Linked DNA regions of Homo sapiens: region 1 is linked to region 2. A link is a loop called in an ENCODE intact Hi-C map of the cell type or tissue named here. Cell type or tissue: B cell. All regions are shown on one strand. Each heading gives the region's core, and the rest is flanking DNA. Links, peaks and the distances in the headings are about the cores only. Region 1 overlaps LRP2 (LDL receptor related protein 2). Region 2 has its middle 31 kb from the start of DHRS9.

Region 1 (5,384 bases), core at 260-5,259, 72 kb before region 2:
TGGCTCTGATGAACTGGCCCTTTGCCCGCAGCGCTTCTGCCGACTGGGACAGTTCCAGTGCAGTGACGGCAACTGCACCAGCCCGCAGACTTTATGCAATGCTCACCAAAATTGCCCTGATGGGTCTGATGAAGACCGTCTTCTTTGTGGTGTGTTGAGTCGCTTTATGCCTCTTTTTCCGACTTCTATGTTGATTGTATACGATCATGATTCTGTGGGTATTTCCTGAATATCATGAACTAAAAACCAGTTCAAAGTCCTAGAAGGAAACTCAGGCTCCATCCTTTTTCTATTTTTATGAAGTTTTTTTTTTTTTTTTTTTAGAAATCTTAAGGTTTTTACAAGGCAAATGGTTGAAGTAGACAATAAGTTGTCTCTACTGGTGGCTCTTCACCATGTGCTGGGCATTGAATCCCCTTTGAGAGCTAACATTGAGGAGGAAACGAGAGGTTTCCACCCCCATTTTTAACAGGGACTCTCAGTTGTCATATTTATTTATGTTTCCATTTAAAAGGCAAAAAAAAAAAAAAAAGACTGAGCACAGTGGCTCATGCCTGTAATCCCAACAGTTTGGGAGGCTGAGGCAGGTCGATCGCTTGAGCCCAGGAGTCCAACACCAGCCTAGGCAACATGGCAAAAGCCTGTCTCTACAAAAAATACAAAAAATTAGCCTGGCATGGTGGCATGTGCCTGTAATCCCAGCTACTTGGGAGGCTGCAGTAGAAAAATAGCTTGATCCTGGAGGTTGAGGCTGCAGTGAGCCGAGATCGTGCCACTGCACTCACTTGGTCTCAAGAAAATAAATAAATAATCAAATAGGCACAAAATAAAATTCCCCCAAACTAAAAACAACACATCAATAACAGTAACAAACACAAAGTTTGAAGACTATTTTCCAGTAGGAGAATAGGGACAGAGGAAGGTATGCTTAACAGGTCAGGGTGTTCAGTTCTTATCTCTTAAGTCTGTATGCAATAAAGAGATATTTAAGAATTTGGGAGACAGTAATAGTCAAAAGAAGAAGTGCTCCATGTAGTAGTACTGACTGATAAGTACATTAGGAAATAAGTCCTCTAAAAAGAAATCATGATCCTGCTATCCAGGATTCACTGATGTCAATTAGGAGCTTTCATTCTTGATGCCTTCCAAGCTGATAACCAAATGTCCCTGCTCTCAGAGAATCACCACTGTGACTCCAATGAATGGCAGTGCGCCAACAAACGTTGCATCCCAGAATCCTGGCAGTGTGACACATTTAACGACTGTGAGGATAACTCAGATGAAGACAGTTCCCACTGTGCCAGCAGGACCTGCCGGCCGGGCCAGTTTCGGTGTGCTAATGGCCGCTGCATCCCGCAGGCCTGGAAGTGTGATGTGGATAATGATTGTGGAGACCACTCGGATGAGCCCATTGAAGAATGCAGTAAGTTCCTGTGGGAGGACCAAGGCATGACCAGAGCAGGGAGACACGAGGAAACTTCCATGGGGACTGAGAGAGGACATGGAGCTTTCTTTTTCAGCTGATGGGATGCTCCCCCTTGGCACTCCCTGCAAACTCTGGCACTGCAAGGCAGAGTATAGCTGTGTGGCTTGCAGGTGGAACCAGACTCTGTTTCTGAAGTGGCTAATACCTCCTTTTGATACATAGAATGTCTAACCAACCAGAATATGATACCAAGAACTTATATTTTATATATCTACTGCTTTCTCACTTGAGCCACAGAGAAATGTTATGAGGTAGGGAAGGTGGGTGTGAACCAATTCCATTTTACAGATGAGGAAACTGAGGTTCACATTAAGTGGATGGTTACATTACTGTTTAGTGTCAGACCTAACACTTCAACCCAGGTTTTTTACTTCAAACCCTGTCCTTCCCCAACCCCACCCACAAAGTTATACTGTAAAACAAATGAGTGGTGCTGACATATTGAGAAAACTTAGGACTATTTTTCTGCTCATGGTAAACAGATCACATCTAAAACAGACACATATCGCCAGAGGCGGTTTGCTTGGTAACATGGTCATTGTTATTCCTCAGTACCACAACCTCAATGTGACAATGGAAAGGTGCTTTCTTGTACCTTCAGTTCTGACTTTGATGCCTCCTCCCTTTTCAGTGAGCTCTGCCCATCTCTGTGACAACTTCACAGAATTCAGCTGCAAAACAAATTACCGCTGCATCCCAAAGTGGGCCGTGTGCAATGGTGTAGATGACTGCAGGGACAACAGTGATGAGCAAGGCTGTGGTAGGAGGGGCCACAGGGGAGTGGAGGGAGGGACAAGAAAGTGCACATGTCAAGTGCCATTTATTAGATGAGAGATGAGAGTGTATTTCCCATGTCATCTTTTCTTTGTTTACCTCTGTAAAAAAATGGTTGATTCTTCTAATAACATGTTACATTTTTGTAGCATTTTGCAGGGTTACCAGGGGTATTTAATTTGTAGCACTTTAAGTCATGCTGTCATTGAGGAAGACGTTATTAAGATGTTAGAAACTTGTGTAATTTCTTCCAAATGTAGAATCCTTATTCATACTTGACAAGTTTAAATTGTTTCTCTAATTTTATAAATTGGTTGAAATTGGTGGAAAGGGGTTAGAGAAAAGACTTCGTATCTATCTCTAAAAAGGATATTTCCAAATTAGGATATTTCTTATTTGGGGATTTTCATATTCTGAATGTCTCTCTGATTTTCCCTGTTATCTATTGGACATCTGTAGTCTCTCTGGTAACATGGGAAAGCCAGATAAATTAATGGAATTTGTCAAGATTAGTCATAGTCTAACTTGAAACCAAAGCATCTGGAGTATGTGTGTTGGGTTTAGTTGGAAGAGAAGTAAGGAAGATACTAAATTCTTTTAAGAACACTGAGTCCAATTGACTGAAGATAATATGATCAAAATATTTATTTATTATGGCATCATTTTAGCCTCCCATACCAGGCCTTTGTTGCAAATTACAAACCAGATACCATTTCATTCTTTGCATGGTTTCTACCAATGGGAATGGATCGAGTTTCAAGTGGTAGGATAGGCTCAGGGTAGCTAAAAGAGGGAATGTTGACCATGAATGTTGCTGGCATTCCTCTCTTTGGGAGCTTCAAGAGTGAGCTAATACAATTCTCAGACTGTCTCACAAGGAAGCCAATACTACTTTGTGCATTTCTCTGCCAATGGTTTATGAAGTCTTTGCAATGACTGCTTTGCAGAGGAGAGGACATGCCATCCTGTGGGGGATTTCCGCTGTAAAAATCACCACTGCATCCCTCTTCGTTGGCAGTGTGATGGGCAAAATGACTGTGGAGATAACTCAGATGAGGAAAACTGTGGTGAGTGTTCACAGTCCTATGGTCCTTATATACCACCAGAGCTGTGATGTTTGCTTTTTGTCCATAATTCAACTGTCTATGTCATTGATCCTCAATGGGTAGGATGATATCAAGCTGTCTGATCTCTTTCTTTCTGCTGGTCAGTACATTTCTACTTTCTCTTCCACTAAAGACATAAGCATCTCCTTCTGAGATGTTTCAAATCAAGCTTTTGGAGGAAGGTATTTACTGAAGAATATCTTTTATGTGTTGAATTTATTTACATCCAACTTTTTTTTCCAAAAGAAGTTGAGGTGACTTATGATAAAGGAAAAATGTAATAAGATAAATAGAATAGAAATAGAAAACCAGGACCAGAGAAGTAGAGGGAGGAAGGGTGCTAACCCAGAGACACTGCTTCTTAAGCTCTTTCCCCAAAATGGCCTTCATAGGAGAGGAGAGAGAACTTGTGTTTGCATTATTACCCTTCCTAGAATAGTTGACTATTTTAGGAGGGCTAACAGTTAATTAACAGGACAGGTTTTAGTTTCTCTCTCCCAGTCGAAGGTATTGACTACAAGGCATTGGATAGGGAGGTTGAGGAAAGGAAGCCAAGAGGCTGAGATCATATCAAATTAGATGGTCAGAACACACTCAATGTGTGTTCTGAAAACAAGCTTAATGAAGCCCTGCCCAGAGTGTATATCACTGACCCATGATATGCGTCAATTTCTAATTGACTAATGAAACACATTCTAACTTTGTTTACCTTTTGGAAGAAAAAAGTGATCACCACTTGCGATAAGCAATGAGAGATTTAGGAAGCTGACTACACCTGCAAATATCAGTTAGCTAAAAACTTATACAAAAGGGTAATCCAATTGGCATTTTGTCTTTTATTAATAAAAGTCAATGTTGAATCCTATAAGAGGTTATCTAGAGTTTCACGAAATAGAAAAAATTAAGATAAAATCAAGCTGGGCATGGTGGAACACACCTGCAGTCCCAGCTACGCAGGAGCCTGAGCAGGGAGGATTACTTTAGACCAGGAGTTCAAAGTCAGCCTGGGCAATGTTGAAAGATCCTGTTTCAAAAAAAAAAAAAAAAAAAAAAACAGAGAGAGAGAGCAAGAGAGAAAGAGAGATCAGATCACCTTTGGACAAACTTCTTAATAAAGGCCATTCTTTACAGACTCAAAATTAAGGTGAAAGGTCTAGTTTTGGAGGGTGAATGATTTGCCCAAGCACACCTCTGGGGCTTGGGACACAGGAGGGTGCTGGGCACCCAGGGCACTATGGTCAGCTCACAAGATGTCTCCTGTATGTGATTCCTGGTGCACACTCATGGCCAGGTGCCTTTCCTTTCCAGCTCCCCGGGAGTGCACAGAGAGCGAGTTTCGATGTGTCAATCAGCAGTGCATTCCCTCGCGATGGATCTGTGACCATTACAACGACTGTGGGGACAACTCAGATGAACGGGACTGTGGTAACTGTCATTTGAGAAGCTTACCATAGAATTTTGTACTGTGACAGTGTAGGGGCTTCAAATTAGTGTTTATAAGGCTTTTAGAGGAAAATTATTTTTGTATATGTGTAATATGTAAACCTTAGCATAACACAGTATCTTCTGCTCTGTATTTTCTATGCATTATTCTTAACTCATAGCAGTCTAGATTAGTCATAATTGAGGAAAATAGCAAGGAATTTTAAACATTTAATTTTAATATCAACACTTCTTAGGAGCAGATTTTAATCTGCGTTAGCCTTGTAAACAAAGACATTGATCTTGCTACTATTCCACGGAAAGTCACCCTAAGGAATATGCATGTGCTCCTATGACTCTCTTGTGTAGAGATCAGATCATTGACAGAGTAATCCTAAACCCAAAGTAATTTTTATAGCTCTTTACTGATTTGGTGTTGGGTCTTAGGAAAATTAGAAAACATTGAAGATTGGGGAATTCCGATTTCTGAGGAAAAGCTTAAGAGCTGGAGATTATTTAATATTAGGGAGCTAGGTACTTCCATCTCTGTATGTTGAGTGGGGAAAGTGTGAGTTTTGAGAATGTATTAATTTGCT
Region 2 (5,384 bases), core at 310-5,309:
ATTTTTGCATAAAATACCTCAATTATTTTCACAGTGTGGCTTTGAATCCCATGTTTGCTTTTTTGGAAGCAAAACAGAGCCTTGCACCTTTCCCTGTACCATTTCATCCTGTTAGTCCATGGTTAGAACTCATAGCAGCATTTTAGACCCAGATTCTGTCTTCTCATGTATTTCCCTGGTGAGTTAACAAAACCTGCCTTTGTTTTCATCTAAGTCAGTGATAAAAATGCTCCTTGCAGGGACAGGACTCAGATCAGATTCCATTCCACCTTGGAGGTGAAAGAATGGCCAATTGGGAGGGGGTCCAAAGAACATTTGGGCGCTTGGAGGGTTTTCTGACCAGAACACTTTTGTTTATTTCATTCAGAATGAGCATTGACATTTGTAAAGCATGAAGGTAACTGCATGTATTTCTGTTCACGAAAAAAAGTCTAATTTCTTAAAAGGGTGTTTGCAGCAGGGGTTGGAGCGAGTGGAAGGAACGTGGAAAGAGCCTGCACACACTGTCCATCATTTCTCTCAAGGTCTGAAGGCATGGGGAAAGTGCTTGGGGATGACTGGCCAGGAGGCTTGACTTCTGCTTTCAGCACCCAGAGCTTTAGAGTTTCTCATTTACAGTGGCTCCAGAGTTCAGAAAGAACTTTAATGAAGAATTTTGGCTTTTAAAATCCATTGTCTAATTATGCTTTTCTTGTATATTTATTTTTGGGAATGAGCATTTTATCAAGTGGGCATTTAGGAATCTTAGATTACTAGAGATGAAAGAATCTTGAATTTTAGAATCCTCATTTGTAAAATGGGACAATAAATGCACCTGTTGTGCAAAAGTTGTAAAGACTTCATGAGAAAGTGCATAGATAGTGTTCTGGGTAGATTCTGGCTCATTTTAAAGGCTCAGTGAATGTGAACCATTATCATCATGATGGCAGCAGAAACAATAGCCATTTCTCCCCTCATCCACACTGAGAAATTTTGGGTGAAAAATTATAAAGAATGTTCTAGTAACTAAAGCTAATCAACAGGGTAAATTGGAAGATGGTGACCGTCCATTCTTTAGTGGTATTGGAGCAGAAACTTGTCATCTTGGGAATGTTCTTAGTGGAAGTGTCTCTGTGAGACAGATTATGAGCTATATGACCTCTTCCAGCCAAATGAGAAAGTCCAGCCACTTACTGTTTTTTTTTTTTTTTTTTTTTGAGATTGCAGTGTGGTAGTGCCAGGAGGCCCTGACCTCATTCCAGCTAAGGTCCCCTCATTTCTCTCATTAGTGTTCCCAGGACTGGCCCTAGCCACAAGGACCAGCATAGTTTGTCCCACTATTTGTTGAAAAAAATACAGTCATCTGGAAACATAGTATGTGTGGGACCCCAGACTTCTGTTCTTTTTCTTTTGTCTCATCTTAAAAGCTGGAAGATGTGTAGTGTTGATCTTGGGTCAGAACAGTTGATCTAAGGCCTTTATTGAAATTAGCAAAAAGTGATTGCAAATAAATTCCTGAAACAACTAACAACAACAAATGGACAAAATCCATAACAACAAAAGAAGAAAGAAGATTGAAAAAGAGAAAAAAAGAAAGAAAATCCAGAAATCTAGTTAGAAAACTTTAAGGATCTAGGGAATGATGTTTAAGTGCCTTTATTATGTCATCATGAGTGAGAAAATTTTGAAAATAGAATACAGGAAAACTAAAAGGGGTATATCTTTGTATATTGCTCAAAATTATGCATCACTCTTATGCATAATTGGTTATTGGCCAGGTAAGACTAATGCTAGATTAATTTAATAACAGTCTTGTTTTTTGTTGAACCAGAATCAAAGTTTAGGGAAATACTGTCTAAGACTCAAATTCTTTTTTTAGGCACCCGTCACCACGCCTGGCTAATTTTTGTACTTTTAATAAAGACAGAGTTTTGCCATGTTGGCCAGGCTGGTCTCAAACTCCTGACCTCAGGTGATCCACCCACCTTGGCTTCCCAAAGTGCTGGGATTACAGGCATGAGCCACCGCGCCTGGCCTCAAATCCTTTTTAATAATACAGCATGGTGGTTCTGAGCATCGGCTCCAACATCAAGCTGCCTGGGCTTGAACCCTGGCCCACACTCACTAGCAGTGTAACCTTAGGAAGTTGCTTGTCTCTCTGTGATTTCACTTCTCCATCTCTAAAAAACACACGTAAGTGAGATATGATTAGGGTTACGTGAAATCATTCATGTAATAGACAGTAAAGTGTATTTAAAATCTGACCTATACTTAAGTATTAAGCAATCATTATGACTATTTCTCCTATTATGCCCATGGCAAGTCAGGTTGTTTGGATTACCTGGTTCATAATTCAGGCATCAACATTAATTGGGTGGCATTATACTCAAGTTACGGTTGCCATACCTAGGAGAAAACAGACCCAGAACACAGTAAGTAAATATTTTATCTACATACGGGGATAGATGGTTTTTGCCCAGAACTTAAACTATGTATTCATAGCAGAATACTTTCTGTTTCCAGTTTCTCAAAAGGAAGTAAAATGGAGCAGTTCAGGAGAGTTGCTAGTTGTAGAATGAGAGAATGCTCTGTTGCTCTCGCCTGAACTATTTTAGGCTGGATTGCTATTTCTAGGGACTAATCAGGCAAGAACTGTGATCTGGTTCCTGCTTGAGCAGGTGTTATATGCAAAAAAGAAAATAGAAGAAAAAAAAAGAAAGATGCTTGGAAATACTACTAAACCAGAATCTGTACTAAAGCTCTGGCTGTATTAGTACCTCATCTACTAGGATGGAAATTATATTTTCTTTTTGAAAAATGAATTGCAGAGTTGAGGAAGAATGTTAGCATTAGGAATATCAAATTATCTTATTTTTCACCTTGCAAAGACTCACAAAACTCTTGGTCAGCTTTGTCCTTATAAACTATGGCTTAGATTGAGTTGTCATAAATATAAAAAATGTTTTTCATTTTGAGAATGTTTAGCTTTTCCTCCACATTGATGGGACTGTGATGTCTTGTGTTCTTGAAAACTACTGGGATTAATAGTGTGCAGAAGAGCCAAAATTGATCATTTTTTAAAGAAGTTTCCTGGAAATTTTTCTCATTAACTATTGGTCAGGGTGAAATATTGGTCATTAAGTATTGGTCTACCCTAAGATAACAGAAGTTATAGAGTTTCTGGAGAGATTCTAACTAGAAGAGATTCTCTTCAGGCTGGATGGCTTAGACATGTCCTGCCTGTAAGCAGAGAAATAGACTCAATGATCCCTGGTGCTCTTTTAGTTCTGTGCCTACTGGGCCCAGGATGGCTTGGCATGGAGGCAGCCTCCTTTGCAATAGGTGGTGGGAAATCACTACAGTAACACTGCTCAGTATCTGGCTGAGAGCAGAGCCAGAGCTGGGGAGCCTTCAGGAAGACCTGAAATGCTCAAGGAAGTTATAAGACTTTGACTGAACTGGCACACTGACAGCACAACTATTGGGATCAGCAAGCTTGATCTTTTTGAAAAAACGTATTATTTTTCATGTTTTAGGGACAGAGTTTTGCTCTGTTGCCCAGGCTGGACTATAGTGGTGCAATCATAGCTCACTGCAGCCTCAGTCTCCTGGGCTCAAGATACCCTCTTGCCTCAGACTGTAGCTAGGACTACAGGCACATGCCAGCATGCTCAGCTAATTTTTATATTTTTAATTTGTTTTTGTAGAGATGGGGCCTCCCTGTGTTGTCCAGGCTGCTCTGGAACTGATTCTCCCGCGTTGGCCCCCCCAAAATATTGGGATTACAGGCCTGAGCCACTGCACCCGACCAGCTTGATCTTGAGTAATAAATTGACCCTTAGTTAGAAAGGCTAATATAGACTAATTTTTGTGTTCATTCAACAAACATGTATTGAACATTGATCTGTGTGCCAGCGATGTCCTAGGTAAGGAGATACAAAGATAAGCAAAGCATCATTATTCATGATTTTATGGAGCTTATGATATGATACAGGAGACCTATATTAACTAACCATATGCATATACAATTACAGACTGTGATGAGATTCCTGAAGAAAATTACAGGGCACAGTGAGAGTGTACAAGATGGGAACCTAACTGGATAAAGAGGTGGTGGTCAGAATTTGAAATTGTGCAGGCTTCCCTGAGAACGTGGTTGAGATCTGTAGGACAAAGAAACTAGAAAACCAGGTAAGATGGAACTTTCCAGAGAGAGGCATGGGAAAGCTGCAGAGGTGGCCAAGTGAAGAGAACAGTGCTATAAAATGAGGCTAATGAGGAGTATGGTGGCAGCAGGGTTCACATAATCATTTTAGTCTTCAGCCAAAGTGCAACAGGAACACTTTGAAAAGATTTTAAGAAAGCAACGACAGAAGGAGTAGAATGATTAGATGTTAATTATGAACAATTCTGACTACAATGAAGAGAAATCAATGATGGTGCACAAGGTGGATATGCTGTGGTAGAAACAAGAGATGAGGGTAGCTTGAACAGGTGATTGCACTGGAGATGAAGAAAGGTAGACAGACTCCAGATCCCTATGGAGATTAAATTGACAGTAGTTGGTGCTGGACTGGGAAAACATCTGTGGGGCAGGGAAGATAAAAACTCCAGATTTGAATATATTGTGGATGCCCAGATGAAGGACACACTTGGATTTTTGGATCAGGTCAGAGGGAGGGTTTGGGAGGTTCTCTTGGTCTCTCTAAACTAAGTGAGGAAGAATCCTTCAAGCTAGATGTGGTGGAGGACAACATCTCCGTTCATCTTGGCCGTGCATTCCTGGAGAAGGTCCTCTAAGGCTTCCTGAGTATTGGCCTTAGATTTGGATTATTTCCAAAAGGCTCTAGGAAGGAAGGCCTCACATCCATCATGTTCCTTATTATAGGCCAATACTTAGAAGAATGTCCATCGTAGTCAAAATATGTCTCTTCAAATATTTACAGATAAAAATTTGATAGGTATTTTCCCCAAAAGAACAGAGAATTAGAAGTGATTATGGTAAGACAGAGAGAAGTCTAGGAACCCATGCCCAAGATGCCTGATATAGTGACTGTCTGATATCCTCGTCCCCCCTTTCTCCCTACCACACATCTTGTGCCTCTGTAGAGACTTATGCCTCTATGCCCCCAACACCCCACCTTCTCATGTATTTTAAAAACCTTTAAAAATTGCTTAGGTGAATATATTTGGTATTATTTTGGAGTAATATCACACCTGGTGACATTTGTTTTAAGGAGAGAATTTTTTAGTTGGATGAAACAGGGAGTTACCAAATTGTAGCTACTGGAAGGAAAGAACAAAGAACTCAGGTCTAGGCAAAACAAAAGAAAGAACACAATCAGGTAGGCCCAAGAATATGACTGAAATGGTTAGAAGCTTGGCAAAGAAAGTTCCTTCAGAGT

The links. Hi-C counts contacts between places; a loop is a spot of excess contacts. Peaks named below come from ENCODE experiments on the same cell type or tissue, not always from the same donor. Only the 100,000 strongest peaks of a DNase experiment are listed, where the experiment ranks them.
Region 1: a loop joins it to region 2, with 12 times the contacts of the local background. A loop is called at or near these places in 1 of 110 quality-filtered maps.

The regions. Positions count from the first base shown.
Region 1 is chr2:169,169,958-169,175,341 of GRCh38, reverse strand. LRP2 (LDL receptor related protein 2) reads left to right here. Exons shown (of 79, transcript NM_004525.3): 55 at 1-149; 56 at 1,178-1,423; 57 at 2,118-2,246; 58 at 3,208-3,327; 59 at 4,675-4,791. Among named protein-coding and RNA genes, the nearest start is that of DHRS9, 100 kb to the right of the region's middle. In B cell, for the core only: no CTCF peak of the experiment used is centred there; no DNase peak of the experiment used is centred there; H3K27me3 peaks cover 187 bases.
Region 2 is chr2:169,097,841-169,103,224 of GRCh38, reverse strand. No RefSeq gene overlaps it. Among named protein-coding and RNA genes, the nearest start is that of DHRS9, 31 kb to the right of the region's middle. In B cell, for the core only: no CTCF peak of the experiment used is centred there; a DNase peak (open chromatin) is centred at 2,494; H3K27ac peaks cover 939 bases.